Regions from separate parts of the Homo sapiens genome. Here region 1 is linked to region 2. Evidence: read pairs that join two places in POLR2A ChIA-PET (ENCODE). Cell type or tissue: A673. All regions are shown on one strand. Links, peaks and the distances in the headings refer to the core of each region. The heading gives the core; the rest is flanking DNA.

Region 1 (4,450 bases), core at 1-4,000, 810 kb before region 2:
TAGGCTTTGGAGACTGAGATAAGCATGTTGACAACTTACATTTACTGACTGTTTACTGCTTTCCACATACTATGCTACGTGCTTGATGTGTCATTCAGTCCTCTCAACAACTTTACTATAATTATCAGCATTTTTTTATGAGGAAGTAAAGTTACTTGCCCAAGTTACACAGCTCATAAATTTTGAATCTGGTGAGCAGTTTGAATTAAAAGCCATTACAATATGTTCCACTGAAAGAGTTGAAATACACAGACAAATAATATTTAAATAATGTTATGCTCGTGTTGTATACAGACTTGGTAACACAGAATTGGGACTAATTAATTCTACCTAAGTATATACAATGAAAAAGTATAGGAATTTAGATGACATTGAGTTTTAAATTTTAAATTGAGTTTTGAAGTACATATAGAAATTTATTCAGCAAAGGGATGAGAGAGGGACAATGGCAGTACAAGGGCACAGTTTACCAGGAACTACTTAGCCTGGCTGGAATGTATAATGTGAAGTGGAGAAAGCTTTGGGGTATTGAGGCTGAGGGCTGCGGTAAGTAAGAGTCATACCACAAAGGCCTCTATTCCTTGATAAAATGTTTAGATTTCATCTTTATCCAGGGAGAAACATGAAAAGGTTTTAAGTTTTTTTCTTTTTTTTTTTTTGAGAGGGAGTCTTGCTCTGTCACCCAGGCTGGAGTGCAGTGGTGTGATCTGGGTTCACGCCATTCTCCTGCCTCAGCCTCCCGAATAGCTGGGACTACAGGCGCCCGCCACCACGCCCGGCTAATTTTTTGTATTTTTAGTAGAGACGGGGTTTCACTGTGTTAGCCAGGATGGTCTCGATCTCCTGACCTCATGATCCACCCGCCTCGGCCTCCCACAGTGCTGGGATTACAGACGTGAGCCCCACTGCACCTGGCCAGTTTTAAGTATTTTTAAAGATGATACTTGAAATTTTTTTTTTCTTGGGCGTAGCATCTGAAAGCTGGAATATTTTCATTGAAACACAAATTATTGTGCAGAACTACTGATTGATAGCTTAAATTAATGGTGGATTATTTTATATTATTATTAATGAAGCTTTATTCATATAACGTTTAATAAAACAACTGATTTGAGAGACTTAGAAGTAGAATCTATCTAATAGCCCTCAAATTATGAATGTCTTATATTCCCAATATTTAATTTTATAAATTGTTATGTATATTGTTTGCACACAGTGTTTCTTGCTTTAGCTAGCTCTCCGAAACATTTGACCATATGTTTGTCATATTAGTGACAATACTTGTCTGAACAAACATGCCAATAGTCTGAACATATCTAAAATACATGCTTTTCAACTCTCTGTTAGCTGTGTTTTATGAGATTTTCATTTTGCTTCTCAAGTACTAGTACCATAATTTCTGTTTAAGTAGATATCTGTCAACGTGCTGCTTTGCCCTACAAAGCATTTTTTATCCATAAGAAACAGGGCCTTTGAAATGTGGGTAGTCTGAAATGAGAAGTGTTCTGAGTATAAAATATATACAAGATTTCAAAGAATTGGTATTTTTAAAATGTTAAATATTTTTATATTATATGTTGGGATTACATGTTTTGGATATATTGGGTTAAGTAAAATATTATACTTTTTAACTTTTAAAATGTGGCTACTAGAATAAAGTTAAATGTATAACATGTTACATTTTTATCATTCAGTACTGCTCTTTACAGATGTTCCAAAATTATTTAGGGAACTCTAGTTTTCTCATGTATAGTCCCAAAGAAATCTAAGTGAAATGAGAGACCAGTAACTCTTAAAAAAGGAATTTATATTTAAAAAAAAAAAAGATACTTTTATTGGCTGGGCGCGGTGTCTCATGCCTGTAATCCCAGCACTTTGGGAGGCTGAGGCAGGCAGATCACAACGTCAAGAGATGGAGACCATCCTGGCCAACATAGTGAAACCCCGTCTCTACTAAAAATACAAAAATTAGCCGGGTGTGGTGGCACGTGCCTGTAATCTCAGCTACTCGGGAGGCTGAGGCAGGAGAATCGCTTGAACCCTGGAGGCAGAGGTTGCATGAGCCGGGATTGCGCCACTGCATTCCAGCCTGGCAACAGAGTAAGACTCTGTCTCAAAAAAAAAAAAAAAAAAAAAAAAAAAGGATACTTAATGAATTCAAATCCCATAATTGAAGACTTTCTGTGATGATTTTTTTTTAAGAAATCTACTCTTCAGACAGGCCTATTCTATCTATAAGTTGCTGCTCTTCTTCGCAGCTTCTCCTTTGCCTCTGTTCCTGAAACCACACACAGGATTTCTTCTGTAGATTCTCATTGGTTGCAAGGGCTTTGGTGCTAAGGGAGCCATATGTGTATAGATTAGATGTTTGTAAGTTGTGACTGCCTATGGTGGAAAATAACAGCAACAATAATATGGCATTGCTTCCCATACTACCACAATAAGTAATAAAACATTTTGTAATTCATTCTGTAACAAGAACAGCAGATCATTTATCATGGATTGCCTAGAGAAACCTTTTCAGGAGGATTAAGTGTTCGCACTTCATTTAGGAACTGCTTTTAGTAGAGCTGAGTTGGGAACTTAGTTTTTGGTTTATTATTGCTAAGGTTCTAAATGTTACATAGAAATTTTCTCTTTGTACTAGATTTACAGATGAAAATAATTATTTCAGAATCATTTCCCTCATTTTTTATTACACATGTTGCTTTATGATAAAAGCAAAAAATATAAATTGCTATTCTAAACTTGGGGATTTTACTTTAGTGATTGTTTTATGTAATACCCAACTAAGTTTGTATATTTAGAAATCCAGAAACAATGCAAAAGTTTATAGTCCCGTTAAATAGCTGGAATCATGATGTTATATTTTAAGCAATCACTGCTGTTCTCATTCATAACAATGAGGATCTCCAGGTAGTTTAGGAAATGCTATTTTTAGAGCATCAACCCTTTAACTAACCCAAAAGCAGGGGAGAAACCTAGCATTGTCACTTTCTTGATTTGCCAGGCTTTTATCAGTTGGTCTATCATTGTATTTGAAAGACATTAATTAGGAGTTTTTGTTCTACTATTTTAGAATTTTGCTGACTAATATTCCTTTGACTAGTTTGAATAACATTGGATCAACTCAGATGATGGCATTCTTATGTTTTGATTAGTGTATACATGGTGTACATTTTTTCTTTTACTTTTCACTTATCTGTTCTTTTATTTAAAATAGGCTTTTTGTAGACAGCATATTGTCGAACCTTGCCTTTAAAAAAATTGAATCCGACAATATCTGTCTCTTTTTTTTTTTTCCTTGAGACTGGGCCTCGGTCTGTCCCAGGCTAGAGTGCAGTGGTGTGATCTCATGGCTCACTGCAGCTTTGACCTCCCAGGCTCAAGTGATTCTCCTGCCTCAGCCCGTCAAGTCGCTGGAGCTACAGGCACATGCCACCACGCCTGGCTAATTTTTGTATTTTTTGTAGAGACGGGGTTTCACCATCTTGCCCAGGCTGGTCTTGAACTCCTGAGCTCAAGCTGTCTGCTTGGCTTGGCCTCCCAAAGTGCTGAGATTATAGGTGTGAGCCACCACTCCCACCCCAGTATCTGTCTTTTAATTGCTGTTTAGACCAGGGACCAACAGACTTTTTAAATAAAGGACCAAATGGTACATGGTTACAGGTCATGCTTGTATGTCATGCAGACATTCAACTATGCTGTAACATGAAAGCTGCTGTACAGTATGCAAATGAACCAGTATGTCTGTATTCCAAGAACACTTTATAAAAATAGGCATGGGCCAGATATGGCTCCAGGACTCTAGTTTCCTAACCTTGGCTTAGTGTAATATGATCACTGCTGTCATTGAATTAAAATCTGTTATCCTTCTGGTTGTTTTGTATTCTATCTGTTCTTTGTTTTTCCATCTTTTTCTGCCTTCCTTTGAATTAATATGTTTTGTGATTCCACTTTATTTCCACTATTGGTTTATTATTTGTACCTCTTAAGTTTTACTTGTTACCTTAGGTTTACAATCTGCATCTTTAATTAACATGTCTGCATTCAAATAATATTATATTACTTCACATGTAGTTTAAGAGCCTTAGAACAGTGTACTCCCAATTCTTGCCTTCCATTCTTTGTGCTGTTATCATATAATTTTATGTTATTTTCTCTTTAAGCCCCACTAATGTTTATACTTTAAATGATTCTGTAACCACCCTCACTGTTAAGATTTTTCTAGGTTTGTGACAGTAAGTTACAAGATTCATAAATTTGCACTGTTTTACAGGTGGAGAATTAGGAATATAGAGACAATAAGAAAAAAGCGTTAGCCTGACAAAGTCAGAGTGCTAGAAGAGAGCTTTCAATAGCTACAGATAACATTTCCTCTCATTCTTACCACTCAGTGTTTTTCTTTAGTCATTACCTTAATTATAACTCTTACTTTATAAGAAAAAAA
Region 2 (15,232 bases), core at 5,904-9,903:
CATCTTACCCCTCCCCAAGCCTCTGTCAATAGTTATCTTCGTTAACTCTCTTCAATTACACCTTTGAGTGTTTCTTGGCAGGCCTTGCCTGACACAGCATGGAGCTTCAATGGGTGAGGAGAAAGAAAGGAAAGATGTAGACTCAAAGCTAAAGAAAAGAAGCATTCCAAAATTGATGAGAAACACTAAAAATCAGAAAACCCAATGAATCCCAAACTAAATGAAAAGGAGGAAAAATCGTATTACTGATATCACAGTGAAACTGAAGAATTCAAAGAGAAGACCTTAAAAGCAGTCAAAGAAAAAAGATATTTGTAAGGCATAACAGACTAAACTGTATTTCTTAGAGCAATAAGTTAAGTCAGACAAGAGAGACCAGAATAACATTTTCAGGGTATTGAAAGAAAATAACTATTAACCTAGAAATGTCTATCTAGAAAAATGATCTTTCAGGGATTAGAGTATAATGAAAGCATGTTCCTACAAATAAAAACCAAGAGAGTTTACCACCAAAGTACTCTTCCCTAAAAAAATTCTAAAGAAAATACTTCAAGTAAAGTGAATCCAAATTAATGATCTTGAATGCAAAAGACTATGGAGTAAACGTATTGTATTGGGTTTTTTTGTTTGTTTTTGAGACAGAGTTTTGCTCTTGTTGCCCAGGATGGAGTGCAATGGCGTGATCTCCACTCACCGCAACCTCCGCCTCCTGGGTTCAAGCGATTCTCCTGCCTCAGCCTCCCGAGTAGCTGGGATTACAGGCATGCGCCACCACACACAGCTAATTTTGTATTTTAGTAGAGATGGGGTTTCTCCATGTTGGCCAGGCTGGTCTTGAACTCCCAACCTCAGGTGATCCGCATGCCTCAGCCTCCTGAAGTGCTGCGATTACAGGCATGAGCCACCACACCCGGCCAAACATATTGTTAAATACGTTCACTAAGGCCAGGTGAGGTGGCTCACACCTGTAATCCTGGCACTTTGGGAGGCGGAGGCAGGAGGATCGCTTAAGCCCAGGAGTTCAAGACTGCCCTGGGCAACAAGGCAGTCTCAAAAATTGATTTGTCTCTCAAATAAATAAATAGCTGGGCATGATGGCCTCCACCTGTAGTCTTAGCTATTCAGGAGGCTGAAGCAGGATTACTTGAGCTCAGGAGGCAAAGGGTGCAGTGAGACAAGATCACACTACTGCACTCCAGCCTGGGCAAGAGGGTGAGACCCTGTCTCTTAAAAATAAATACAATATAATCCAATCCGATCCGATCCGATCCGATCCAATCCAATCCAATCCAATCTATCACCCAGGGTATACTGCAGTAGTACAATCTCGGCTCACTGCAGCATCAACCTCCCAGGCTCAAGCAGTCCTTCCACCTCAGCCTCCGGAGTAGCTGGGACCACAGGCACATGACACCACACCTGGCTAAATTTTTTTGTATTTTTATAGAGATGGGATTTTTGCCATGTTACCCAGGCTGGTCTCAAAATCCTGGGCTCAAGTGATTCTCCTGCCTCAGCCTCCCAAAATTCTGGGATTAGAGGCATGAGCAACTGCACGTGGCCAAGTATTGTATTTTTAAAATGATTCTACCTGGGAGGTTAAGGCAGGAGGATCACTTGAGCCCAAACGTTTGAAGCTGCAGTGAACTTTAATTAAGCCACTGTGCTTCAGTCTGGGTGACACAGCAAGACCCTGTCTCTTAACACAAAAACAAGTAAAGATTAGTTTGAGAAAATGAAAAAAGACAATTAAAACTCTGGACAGCAATAGCGCATTAAGTAAAAAGAGAGGTTTTTTTGGTTTGTTTTTTTGTTTGTTTGTTTGTTTTTTGAGACGGAGTTTCCCTCTTGTTGCCCAGGCTGGAATGCAATGGTGCAATCTCGGCTCACTGCAACCTCCACCTCCCGGGTTCAAGCCTCAGCCTCCCAGGTAGCTGGGATTACAGGCATGCGCCACCACGCTGGCTAATTTTGTATTTTAGTAGAGATGGGGTTTCTCCGTATTGGTCAGGCTGGTCTCGAACTCCCAACCTCAGGTGATCCGCCTGCCTTGGCCTCCCAAAGTGCTGAGATTGCAGGTATGAGCCACCGTGCCCAGCCAGGAGAGAGGTATTTTTAAGCTAGTCTTTGTATTACTCTGGCTGGGACAGAATATACATATTATCTTTGGACTAAATTGAATATGCATGTTAAAATGTTTACTGTGGTCAATAAGATATTAAAACTAAGAACATAGTTTATGACAACAAACTATGGAATGAGAAACAAAAGATTATCAAACCCTAAAAGAAGGCAAGAAAGAAAAAAATCACATGCACACACAGTAAGATAACAAATAAGTTATAATTTATCAGTAATGACAAGAAAATGTAATAAACTAAATGCTCTACATAAAAAACTAAGATGGACAGACTGGATAAAAAAGAAAATCCAAAATTATGCTGTTTATAAGAAATGCATATAAAACTCAAGGGCATGGAAAGGTTGAAAGCACAAAGATGGAAAAAGTCCTCATGCAATGGCTCATGCCTGTAATCCCAACACTTTGGGAGGCCAAGGCAGGAAGATCACATGAGGTCAGGAGCTCAAGACCAGCCTGGTTAATGAAGCAAGCCTTTGTCTCTACAAAACAATTTTTAAAATAACAATGAAAAAATAAAATAAGTTTACAAAAGTAGAAAAAAATTCTAATCAAAATAAAGTTAATGAAATTGATGTAGCTATCAGAGAAAAACAGAATTTAGGGCAAAATATTACTAAAAGATGCTGGGCCATCTCATAATTATAAAAGGTTTAACTACAATGGCATGCAATACAATTTATACGTACAAAACAAAACAGAACTACCAACAAATACACTAGAGTGGAAGATTAACATGTAACTCTCAGTAACTGTTAGCTTAGGAGACAGAAGTATCTAATGAATTTGATTTAATAGCATAAATACATTGCACCTTTAAGTGAATATCACATTCTTTTCAAACACATACTGAACAAAAACTGACAACACACTAGACTGTAAGGCATATCCAAACAAATTTTAAATAACTGGTATGTATGTGACATATTACCTGACCAAGAGCAATTAAGTAAGAAATTGATTTAACATAACAATAACAAAAACTAGAAAAATTCAAGGATGAAAAAAAATCATAATGGAAATCAGAAAATGTATAAGCCAGGCTGGGCGCGTGGCTCACACCTGTAATCCCAGCACTTTGGGAGGCTGAGGCGGGTGGATCACTTGAGGTTGAGAGTTCAAGACCAGCCTGGCCAATATGGTAAAACCCTGTCTCTACTAAAAATATAAAAAATTAGTTGTAGTGGTGACTCATGCCTGTAATCCCAGTTACTCGGGAGGCTGAGGCAGGAGAATCCCTTGAACCCAAGATGCGGTGGGTTCAAGACTGCAGAGGTCACGCTACTGCACACCAGCCTGGGCAACAGAACAAGACTCTGTCTCAAAACAAAACAAAATAAAACTATAGTTTACAATAAACAAAAAAGCCAAAAGTTCTTTATTTGGAATAACTAATAAAATTGGAGAGGAAAAACACAAATATATAAACAAGCAAGAATTAAAAGAGAAAGCAACTACAGATGCCTTGGAAAATAAAAAGACATTAAAAGGATAGCAAACAGGGCTGGGCGTGTTAGCTCATGCCTGTAATCCCAGCACTTTGGGAGGCCAAGGCGGGCGTATCACCTGAGGTCAGGAGTTCGAGACCAGCCTGACCAAAATGGAGAAACCCTGTCTCTACTAAGAATACAAAATTAGCCAGGTGTGGTGGTGCATGCCTGTAATCCTAGCTACTCGTGAGGCTGAGGCAGAATTGCTTGAACCTGGGAGGCGGAGGTTGCAGTGAGCCAAGATTGCACCATTGCACTCCAGCCTGGGCAACAAGAGCGAAACTCCGTCTCAAAAAAAAAATAAATAAATAAAAGGATAGCAAACAAATTTATTGTGATAAATACAGCAATTCCAATCCTATACAGATTTCTTCAAGAGACTACAAAACAGGAAACACTCCTTACGCCATTTTAAGAGCCTAGCATATCATCATAAATATGCCAATAGCAAAACCAGATGAGGACAGTGGAGGAAAAGAAATTTATACATCAATCCTACTCATGAACACAGAAGAAGAAATCTTAAGATACTTCACATAAGGGAGGTGATGGATATGTTAATTAACTTGACTTAATCATTCCACGTTGTATATATATATTAAAACATTACAACATTACACTATACCCCACAAACGTATGCAATTATGTCAATTAAAAATATTAATAAAAAGATATTTCATAAACCAAATCCAACAATGGATGTTAAAAATAATAATGACGATAATAATATACACTGTGACCAAGTTAGGTATCCCAGAAATGCAAAACAGAGTTAAGATTAGAAAATAAACAAGGTTGAGCACTGTGGCTCATGCCTGTAATCCCAGCACTTTGGGAGGCTGAGGCTGGTGGATCGCTTGAAGTCAGGAGTTTGAGACCAGCCTGGCCAACATGGTGAAACCTCATCTCTACTCAAAATAAAAAAATTTCAATTAGCCTGGCGTGGTGGTGCACACCTGTAGTCCCAGCTACTTGGGAGGCAGAGGCAGGTGAATCACTCGAATTCGGGAGGTGGAGGTTGCAGTGAGCCAACATCATACCACGGCACTCCAGCCTGGGCGACAGTCAGACTCTGTCTCAAAAAAGGAAAGGAAAAGAAAAAAAAAAGAGGTCGGGCTCAGTGGCTCACGCCTATCTGTAATTCCGGCACTTTGGGAGGCTGAGACAGGTGAATCACTTGAGGTCAGGAGATCAAGACCAGTCTGGCCAACATGGCAAAACCCTGTCTCTACGAAAAATAGAAAAATTAGCCAGGCATGGTAGTGTACGCCTGTAATCCCAGCTACTCGGGAGGCTGAGGCAGGAGAATGGCTTGAACCTGGGAGGCAGAGGTTGCAGTGAGCCAAGATTGTGCCATTGCATGCCAGCCTGGGCGACAAGAGCAAAACTCCATCTCAAAAAAAAAAAAAAAAAAGACTAAAATAATAAGAAAATGAATGATGAAATGATATGGAAGAGAGAGGCAATAACTAAATAAATCAACCCTATTACATTACCCTCAATTTTTTTTACTACATTGCCCCAAGTATATGGCATGATCTTTTGAGAAGATATAAAAGAAACCTGGTGGGGGTTTTGTTTTGTTTGGGGCAGGGTCTGTTCTGTCACCTAGGCTGGATGGAGTGCAGTGTTGTAATCATACCTCACTGCAACTTTGACCTCCCAGACTCAATGGATGCTCCCACTTCAGCCTCCTGAGTAGATGAGACTACAGGTGCAGGCCTCCACACATGGATAATTTTTTATTTTTTATTTTTTGTAGAGACAGAGTTTCGCCATGTTGCCCACTCTAGTCTCAAACTCCTGGGCTCAAGTGATCTGCTTGCCTCGGCCTCTCAAAGTGCTGCGATTACAAGCATGAGCCACTGCACCCAGTCTGGTGGTCTTTTTTGAAAGGTTTCATTGAATACTGTTGAGAATTAGAAATTTTTCATTTCCCAATCATAATGACAAAGAGAAGAAAACTGACAAAAGACATTTCACATTCACAATTATGAGATAAGTCAGAGGATGAAGGCAAAAAGACACTTTTTTTTTTTTTTGAGACAGTTTCGCTCTTGTTGCCCAAGCTGGAGTGCAATGGTGCAATCTCGGCTCACTGCAACCTCCACCTCCCGGGTTCAAGTGATTCTCCTGCCTCAGCCTCCCAAGTACCTGGGGTCACAGGCGTGTGCCACCATGCCCAGTTCCCAGTTAATTTTTTTGTCATTTTTAGTAGAGACGAGATTTCACCATGTTGGTCAGGCTGGTCTCGAACTCCTGACCTCAAGTGATCCACCCACCTTGGCCTCCCAAAGTGCTGGGATTACAGGCGTGAGCCACTGCACCCGGCAAAAAGACACTCTTTTTGTGTTCTTCAATGCGGTAGCCACTAGACATGAGACTGTTTAAGTTTAAGTTAATTAAAAATTTAGCTCCTCAGATATACTAGGGATATTTCAAGTGCCATGTGCGCATGGCTAGTAATTATCACATTGCAAAACACAAATACAGAATATTCCTATTACTGCAGAAAGTTTCTACAGACTGAACTGCTCTAGATGCTGTCAATCATGGTAAAATGGATCACGTAAGTGTCATCTCAGACCTTGAGTCTTCAGATGATGATGTTATATCAGTGGTTCTTAATTTAGGTAATTTTGTCCCCCAAGGGACATCTGGCAGTGTATGGAAACATTTCTGGTTGCCACAACTGGGGAGCACTAATGGCAACTAGTGGATAGAGGGTAGGGACACTGCTAAACATCCTACAATGCACGAACCAGCCCTCAGCAACAAAAAGTATCCACCCGAAATGCTAATAATGGCAAGTTTGAGAAATCCTGCCCTAAATGAATTTTCTCCAACTCAACAATCAATGAACGAACATACTTCCAAGGAAAAAAATATGGTAATCTCATTGACAGTCATTACACGAGAATTACATCATTACCCAATATTCTGTGACAAGAATCCAAAACAATCTGTTTTGCTGAAACGACATGTGATATCATTCTTTCATCTTCTTTGATTTGTGTGTAAAAAATTTGCTTGATACAGTTCGTAAGTGGGCAAATGCTAAAGGTAGGTGTATATATAAAGTTAATGAAAAACTGTTTTGATGACTCTAATTGCCATTTATAAATCTAAAAATGAAAATGATTTATAACTACAAAGCAAAGAATATTCATCTTCTCTTCACCAATATTGTGTGCCACCAATGTTGTCAAAAGCATTGTGCTTTGCTGATGCTAGAGCAAGAAAAAGAACCAGAAGTAATAAGAAGACAGAAACCTGTTAAGGATGCATTTAATATCTAAAATCAGTATTGCATTTTGACAGTGGGAATGCAACAACCAGAAATAATGAGCTAGAACCTATAAGAATTATTTGAAATGTTAAATCAGGAGCTGGGCACGGTGGCTTATGCCCGTCATCCCAGCACTTTGGAGAGGCTGAGGTGGGAGGATCGCTTGAGCCCAAGGGTTCAAGACCAGCCTGTGCAACACAGACAAACCTTGTCTCTACAAAAAATGCAAAAATTAGCCAGGCATGGTGGCCCATGCTTATAGTCCCAGCTACCTGGGAGGCTGAGGTGGGAGGATTGCTTGAGCCCAGGAGGTGGAGGTTGCAGTGAGCTGCTATTGTGCTGCTGTACTCCAGCCTGGGCAACACAGCAAGACTCTGTCTAAAAAAAAAAAAGAAATAAAGAAATTGAAATCAGTATTTACAAATCAGAAGAAATACGCAAAGAGCATGGCCAGGCAAGGTGGCTCATGCTTGTAATCCCAGCGCTTAGGGAGGCTGAGGCAGGCAGATCGCTTGAGCTCAGGAGTTCAAGACCAGCCTGGATAACATGGTGAAACCCTGTCTCTACTAAAATACAAAAATTAGCTGGGTATGGTTGGTGTCTGTCTGTACCCCCAGCTACTCAGAGGGCTGAGGCTGGAGGACTGCTTGAGCCTGGGAGGCAGAGGATGGCGTGAGCCGAGATTGCGCAACTGCACTCCAGCCTGGGCAACAGAATGAGACCCTGCCTCAAAAAAAAAAAAAAAAAAAAAGGAGCAGGCTGTGAGCATTGGCTCATGCCTGTAATCTCAGCACTTTGGGAAGCCAAGGTGGGCCAGTCACCTGAGGTCAGGAGTTTGAGACCAGCCTGACCGGACCAACATAGAGAAACCCCGTCTCTACTAAAAATACAAAATTAGCCAGGCATGGTATGGTGGTGCACGCCTGTAATCCCAGCTACTTGGGAGGGTGAGGCAGGAGAGTTGCTTGAATCCGAGAGGTGGAGGTTGCTGTAAGCCAAGATCAAGCCATTGCACTCCAGCCTGGGCAACAAGAGCAAAACTCCATCTCAATTTAAAAAAAAAAAAAAAAAAAAAAAAAAAAGAACAAACGGCCACACTCTAGACTTGTGGTGTCTAACACAGTAGCCACTACCACAGTGGCTCCCTTACATTAACCATGTTACAAGAGCTCAAGACGAATGTGGTAAGTGGCTACCACATTGGAGAGAGCAGATAAAGAACACTTCCATCAGCACAGAAAGTTCTATCAGCTAGTGTTACTCTAGAAGAAATCTAATTAACTCAACATGTATTTATCAAGTGCTTACTATAAGGTTATCTTGATTTGATGCCATGTTATTTGATACATTAAAGTACAAAATAGCAGCTAACATTTACAGAGCACTTACTATACCCCAGGCACTATACTAAACACTTTTCTTTCAATGTATGTTAAATCATTTTATCTTTGCACTAACTCCCTGAGGTAGTGGTTATTATTTCTCTATTTTTTTAAAAAAGATGGGCTCTTGGGCCAGCCGTGGTGGCTCACGTCTGTAATCCTAGCACTTTGGGAGGCTGAGGCAGGCGGACTGCCTGAGCTCAGGAGTTCAAGACCAGCCTGGGCAACATAGTGAAACCCTGTCTCTACTAAAATACAAAAAAATAGCCAGGCGTGGCAGCGTATGCCTGTAGTCCCAGCTACTCGGGAGGCTGAGGCAGGAGAATTGCTTGAACCCGGGAGGTGAAGGTTGCAGTGAGCCGACATCGCACCACAGCACTCCAGCCTGGGTGACAGAGCAAGACTCCATCTCCAAAAAAAAAAAAAAAGATAGGGTCTTGCTATGTTGCCCAGGCTTGAACTTCTGGACTCAAGCAATTCTGCCTTATCCACCCAGGGAAGTGGAGCTACAGACAGGATGTTTCACACTGCTGCCAGTCGAACATCAAAACCACAAATCTGACAAGTTTTTTTTTGTTTTGTTTTGTTTTTTTTTTTCGAGATGGAGTTTTGCTCTTTTAGGCTGGAGTGCAGTGGCATGATCTCGGCTCACTCCAAGTGCAGTACAGTGGTGCAATCTCACTGCAAGTGCAGTGGCACGATCTTGGCTCACTGCAACCTTCACCTCCTGGGTTCAAGCGATTCTCCTGTCTCAGCCTCCTGAGTAGCTGGGATTACACACATGCACCACCATGCCTGGCTAATTTTTTGTATTTTTAGTAGACATGGGGTTTCACCATGTTGGCCAGGTTGGTCTCAAACTCCTGACTTCAGGTGATCCACCCGCTTCAGCCTCCCAAAGTGCTGGGATTACAGGTGTGAGCCACCATGCCCAGCCAAATTTTATACTGTGTGAATTCAAGCTAATTATTATAGCAAACAAAACCTTAAGATAACCCAGCCTCTATTTCCCTAGTCTCATTTCACACTACTCCCTTCCTCGTTTATTCATCCTTTTTCATTCAACAAATATTACTGAGCAACAAGGTGCCAAGCCCTGTACTAGACACACATAATCAAGGAAAAGCAAACAGGGTCCCTGAACAAATATACATTAGAGTCCAGCAAGAGAGACCAACGTTCATTAATCAATCACATAAATAAGGTGTTATAAAAGAACTACCAATAACTTGAGACCACCCTGGGCAATACAGCAAGATTTCGTCTCTACAAAAACATTGTAACATAGCCAGGTGTGGTGGCGTGCACCTGTGGTCCCACCTACTCGGGAGGCTAAAGGGGGAGGATCGCTTCAGCCCAGGAGTTTGAGGCTGCAGTGAGTCATGATCACACCACTGCATTCCAGCTGGGTTTTAGAGTAACTCCAAAAAGTAAAAAATAAAAAAAAAAAAATAAAAGAACTACACTGTTATAAAAGGACAGGTGAATCTCACCTTTCAGGCAGGCTAAGGAAGGCTTCCCTGAGAAACTGACTACTGAGAGAACTGAAGGATGAAGTGACAGGGAAGAAAAGCATTCCAGACAGAAGGACTAGTATATGAGAGGCCCTGTGACAGGACACAGGACACAAGTGGGAAGGGTTGCAAAAAAGCTAGTGTGGCTGATGAAGAGAAAAAGCGACTGGAAAAGAGTCAACAGAAGCTGGAAAGGCAGTAACTTATCCAAAGCCTCACAAGGTGCAAACATTTTTAAAGAAAAATGCTTTATATTTCACAACACTTAATGGCACTTTTCCCCTGCTTTTTGTGAACAAGAGGCCTTACATTTTCATTTTCACTGGGCCCTGCAAATTATGTAGGTAGCCCTGGCTGGACAACAAAGACAGTGGACAGAAACAGTCTTATGGCTCGGATACAAGGCAGAGGCCACCCACTCACTATACTGACCCTTCAGACCCACTAAGAAAGACAAAAAAGATGAGGATATGGAATGAAACACGGTCTCCATGGCCAAGCACGGTGGCTCATGCCTGTAATCCCAGCACTTTGGGAGGCCGAGGTGGGAGGATCACGAGGTCAGGAGTTCGAGACCAGTCTAGCCAACATGGTGAAACTCCCTCACATGGTGAAACCCCGTCTCTACTAAAAATACAAAAATTAGCCGGGCATGGTGGCACGTGCCTGTAATCCCAGGAACACAGGAGGCCAAGTCAGGAGAATTGCTTGAACCTGGGAGGCGGAGGTTGCGGAGGTTGCAATGAGCCTAAACGTGCATTGCGCCACTGCACTCCTGGCTGACAGGGTGAGACTCTGTCTCAAAAAAAAAAAAAAAGAAAGAAACATGGCCTCCTAAATTAGAACCTCCGTAGGTAAGGCAAAGGAAACTGCAGTTTTTTGTTTTGTTTTGTTTTTGAAACAGAGTTCGCTCTTGTTGCCCAGGCTGGAGTGCAATGGCATGATCTTGGCTCACTGCATTCTCCGCCTCCCGGGTTCAAGTGATTCTCCTGCCTCAGCCTCCCGAGTAGCTGGGAATACAGGCATGCGCCACCACACCAGCTAATTTTGTATTTTTAGTAGAGACAGGGTTTCTCCATGTTGGTCAGGCTGGTCTCGAACTCCCAACCTCAGGTGATCTGCCCGCCTCAGCCTCCCAAAGTGCTGGGATTACAGGTGTAAGCCACGGTGTCCAGCCAGAAATCTGCAGTTTTAATAATCACCCTAAGATTGGTTATGCATGTTCTAAACTCTGAAAAACCCTTCTCTAAAATATTGTCAAATTACAATGGACCTAATTTTTCCCATAATTACAAACAGAGAAAGAGTGAATCCCTATCTCTTTTTCAGAATAAAGTTTATTAGTTTTCTATTAGCTCTTTCTCACTCAAAAGACATTTTTCCTTTTATTTATTCACAAGGTTATATTATACTTAGCAGTGATTAAACAAATCTGTGGAAATGGAATGCCCTGCATTTGCATTTATAAGTCTATAAATGCAAAACCACAAACCTAGTCTTAGTCTGAACCATGATACAGCTTTGAACATTCTTCAACATAAAAATAATTGCAGGACATTCAAGGAAGTAGATTTTAAAAGTAGATTTTTTTTTTGGCCGGGTGTGGTGGCTCACGTCTATAATCCCAGCACTTTGGGAGGCCAAGGCAGGTGGATCACCTGAGGGTCAGGAGTTCAAGACCAGCCTGGCCAACATGGTAAAACCCCGTCTCTACTAAAAATACAAAAAATTAGCCAGGCATCATGGCAGGCACCTGTAAATCCCAGCTACTGGGGAGGCTAAGGCAGGAGAATCACTTGAACCCAGGAGGTGTAGGTTGCAGTGAGCCGAGATGGCGCCATTGCACTCCAGCCTGGGCAACAAGAGTGAAACTTCATCTCAAAGAAAAAAAAAAAAAAAGGTAGATTTTTTTAAAACACATGCAACATTCAGGCTGGGTGTGGTATCTCACGCCTGTAATCCCAGCATTCTGGAAGGCCGAGGCGAGCGGATCACCTGAGGTCAGGAGTTTGAGAACAGCCTGGTCAACATGGTAAAATACTGTCTCTACTAAAAACACCAAAATTAGCCAGGCATGGTGGCGTGCACCTGTAGTCCCAGCTACTCTAGAGGCTGAAGCAGGATAATTGCTTGAACCCGGGAGGCAGGGGTGGCAGGGAGCCGAGATTGCGCCACTGCACTCCAGCCTAGGCAACAGAGTGAGACTCCATCTCAAAGAAAAGAAAATAGAAATGCATGCAACATTCAAATTTACTAAAACGGAGTATTAATTTATGGTCTAAATTTTTATATTGTAAAAAATTCAAACTATATTAAAACTATATTAAGCACTCCTCCCATGTGCAATCTCATTCCCTATGCAGCCATTCTTAGAAGTTTAGTATAGGCCAGGCACAGTGGCTCACAGCTGTAATCCTAGCACTTTGGGAGGCTGAAGCTGGCAGATCACCTGTGATCAGAAGTTCAAAACCAGCCTGGCCAACAAGGTGAAACCCTGTCCCTACTACAAACACAAAAATTAGCTGGGTGTGGTGGTGCATGCCTGTAATCCTAGCTACTCGGGAGGCTGAGGAAGGAGAATCACTTGAACCTGAGAGGCAGAAGTTGCAGTGAGCCGAGATCGCACCATTGCACTCCAGCCTGGGTGACAGAGCAAGACTCTGTCTCAAAAAAAAAAAAAGAAGTTTAGTATAAGCCTTCCATTTCCGTTTCTATGCATATACAAATATATACAGAACTTTTTCTAGAAAACAGAAATGGGATCATATATTCTATTCTGCAATTTTTCGTCTTATTTTGAGTATCTTTCCATGTTCATTCAGATCTTCCCATTTAAAAAAAAAGCTATCACATTTTAGATATACCATATTTTTTAAGAGTTCCATAAAATTCCATTATAAAGAATACCAGTATATTAAATCAATTTGGTGTAACTGGACATTTACGTTGTTTCAATCTTCACTACAGCAAAGTACACTACAGTAAACATTCTTTGTGTATAAGCAAGTATTTCCATAAACTGAATAAATGGCCAGAAGTGAAATAGCTGGGGGTCAGCTATATATTGAAGGCTCTTGTATCGAAAACTTGTAGCATACTTCCCTATACCTTTACAATGTGAAATAACATTTTATTCTTAGTTCTGTTTCTAGACTATTCTAACTTTCTATTCTTTTCCTATGCCAATGCTATGTTTCAATTACTTTAGCTTCTGAATACATTGTAATAGTTGCTACATCAAGTCCCCAAACCCTTCACAGACTTCCAGATATATTTTCTAATCAATTAATTTTTCTCCCACCTCAGAAAAGGGTGAGGAGGAAAGAGAGATTTTGATTGACATTATATTCAATTTAGAGATGAATGAGGGAGAAATTGCCACCTTAACCGGATTGACCTTTCAGACCAAGGAGCATAGCCTTCATTTAATTCAGCTCTTTTATATTCTGCAAATAAGCTGTATCATGTTCTTCACAAAAATGGTGCATGTTTCTTATCAGTGCCCTATAATTTATTTCTACAGTTTTTCTTTCTAACAGAATGGGATCTTTTTTCCAATTTTAAGCTGATCACTGCTGATATAAAGGAAATCTTGCAACCCATTTATTTTTCTTACATCTGGTCATCTTTCCAAAGAACTAATGGTTCCAACAGTCTTAGTTATTTTGCTTAAACTTTTTTTCCGAAATGTCATATCACCTGCAAATAATCATTTTTTGGCCTTTCTTTCCAATATCTGCACTTATTCCCATTTTTTGTATTACTGTATCAGTTAGACCCTCCAGAAGGTATTAAATAACAGTTATATTAGGACTCCCGTTTTACTTCTGAGGATATCATCATTTAATACATGGTTTCAGATAACTATTTGTTATCATATTGAGAATTCCCTTCAATTCCTAGTTTATCCAATTGTTTTAATCATAAAATGCTGTTAAATTTTAACAACTGCCTTTTAGGCATCTATGGATGATTTCAAATGCCTTTTTGCATTTCTTCTCTGGATCACTGGCTATGTTCCAATTAGTGTGACACAAGTCCAACTGCAAATACACATTTAATTGAACTGAATTTGAAACATAAATTTCCTATTAATTAGCTTTTTTGAGAAAAAGAATGCTGTGCCAGTTTTCTAATATCTAGTGCCACCGCAGGTACTACAAGACAGGGCTGAAATAAACAAAAATGCATACTTACTATAATGCATCTTTCAAATAAGAAAAGTAGGTTCAATTAATTAAAATTTTCATTTTTATGACGTGTACTGTGGTTACAAAAAAATAAAGGCAGTGTACCTTACACATTGAAGGTCTCAGGAAATATCTACTACATAAATGCTCAAATATTCCTCAAACTCACTGTATTTCCCCAAACTATATTCTCTCAGACTATATTCCCCAAAATATATATCTCCACCTGGGATATTGCTTATCAAACTAGAAAACTCTAATCTATTTTTCATGATTCAGCTTAAGGGTTACCTATTCCAAGAAGCCCTTTCTCAGTCCCTATCTCAGCCTGAGATAGATGTTTGTACCTACTTCTATTATAACTTTACCAACCAACATTTGCTAATATTTTTGCCTTTCTCCACTCCTTGAAAAGAAGGTGCTTCTTCTGTCTCCTCAGCATACACAGCATAGTGTCTAACATGCTGTGTTTCTATATACTGAAGAAATGTTCTAAAACAAATCAATGGCCAGAAATTGGATTCCAGATCCAAACTAGCTACATGACAACAGGCAAATCATTTGCCATCTCTGAATATCAGGTTTTCATATTTATTTATTTATTTATTCTATTTTTTTGAGACAGAGTCCCGCTCTACAGCCCAGGCTGGAGTGCAATGGCACAATCTCTGCAACCTCTGCCTCCTGGGGTCAAGTGATTCTCCTGCCTCAGCCTCCCAAGTAGCTGGGATTACGTTATAGGTATGCACCACCTCGCCCAGATAATTTTTGTATTTTTAGTAGAGTCATGGTTTCGCCATGTTGGCCAGGCTGGTCTCGAACTCCTGACCTCAGGTGATCCACCTACTTTGGCCTCCCAAAGTGCTAGGATTACAGGTGTGAGCCACCATGCCTGGCCAGGTTTTCTCATTTATAAGGTTTAGGAATATCTCATCCTATTTACTTCACAGGACTGATATGAGAATGAAGACAAAAATTTTTCTATAGGACTACAGATGTGCAAGTATTTTAGAAGATATTAACCAGATTCCACTATAATAAAATCTATGAAAACCAGTCATGAATCTCGTTTATTAAAGTTGGATTTACACTCACTAAATCCATCCTGGTTTAAAAACAAATGTATGGGCCGGGTGCGGTGGCTCACGCCTGTTAATCCCAGCACTTTGGGAGACCAAGGTGGGAGGATAACCTGAGGTCAGGAGTTCAAGACTAGCCTGGCCAACG

The links. Peaks named below come from ENCODE experiments on the same cell type or tissue, not always from the same donor. Only the 100,000 strongest peaks of a DNase experiment are listed, where the experiment ranks them.
Region 1: POLR2A ChIA-PET joins it to region 2 with 7 read pairs; 2 of 35 experiments call an interaction of 5 or more read pairs at or near these places.

What each region holds. Positions count from the first base shown.
Region 1 is chr13:20,077,202-20,081,651 of GRCh38, forward strand. All of the region lies in intron 21 of ZMYM2 (zinc finger MYM-type containing 2), which reads left to right. Among named protein-coding and RNA genes, the nearest start is that of LINC01072, 23 kb to the right of the region's middle. In A673, for the core only: no CTCF peak of the experiment used is centred there; no DNase peak of the experiment used is centred there.
Region 2 is chr13:20,883,150-20,898,381 of GRCh38, forward strand. All of the region lies in intron 1 of XPO4 (exportin 4), which reads right to left. Among named protein-coding and RNA genes, the nearest start is that of XPO4, 12 kb to the right of the region's middle. In A673, for the core only: no CTCF peak of the experiment used is centred there; no DNase peak of the experiment used is centred there; H3K27ac peaks cover 989 bases.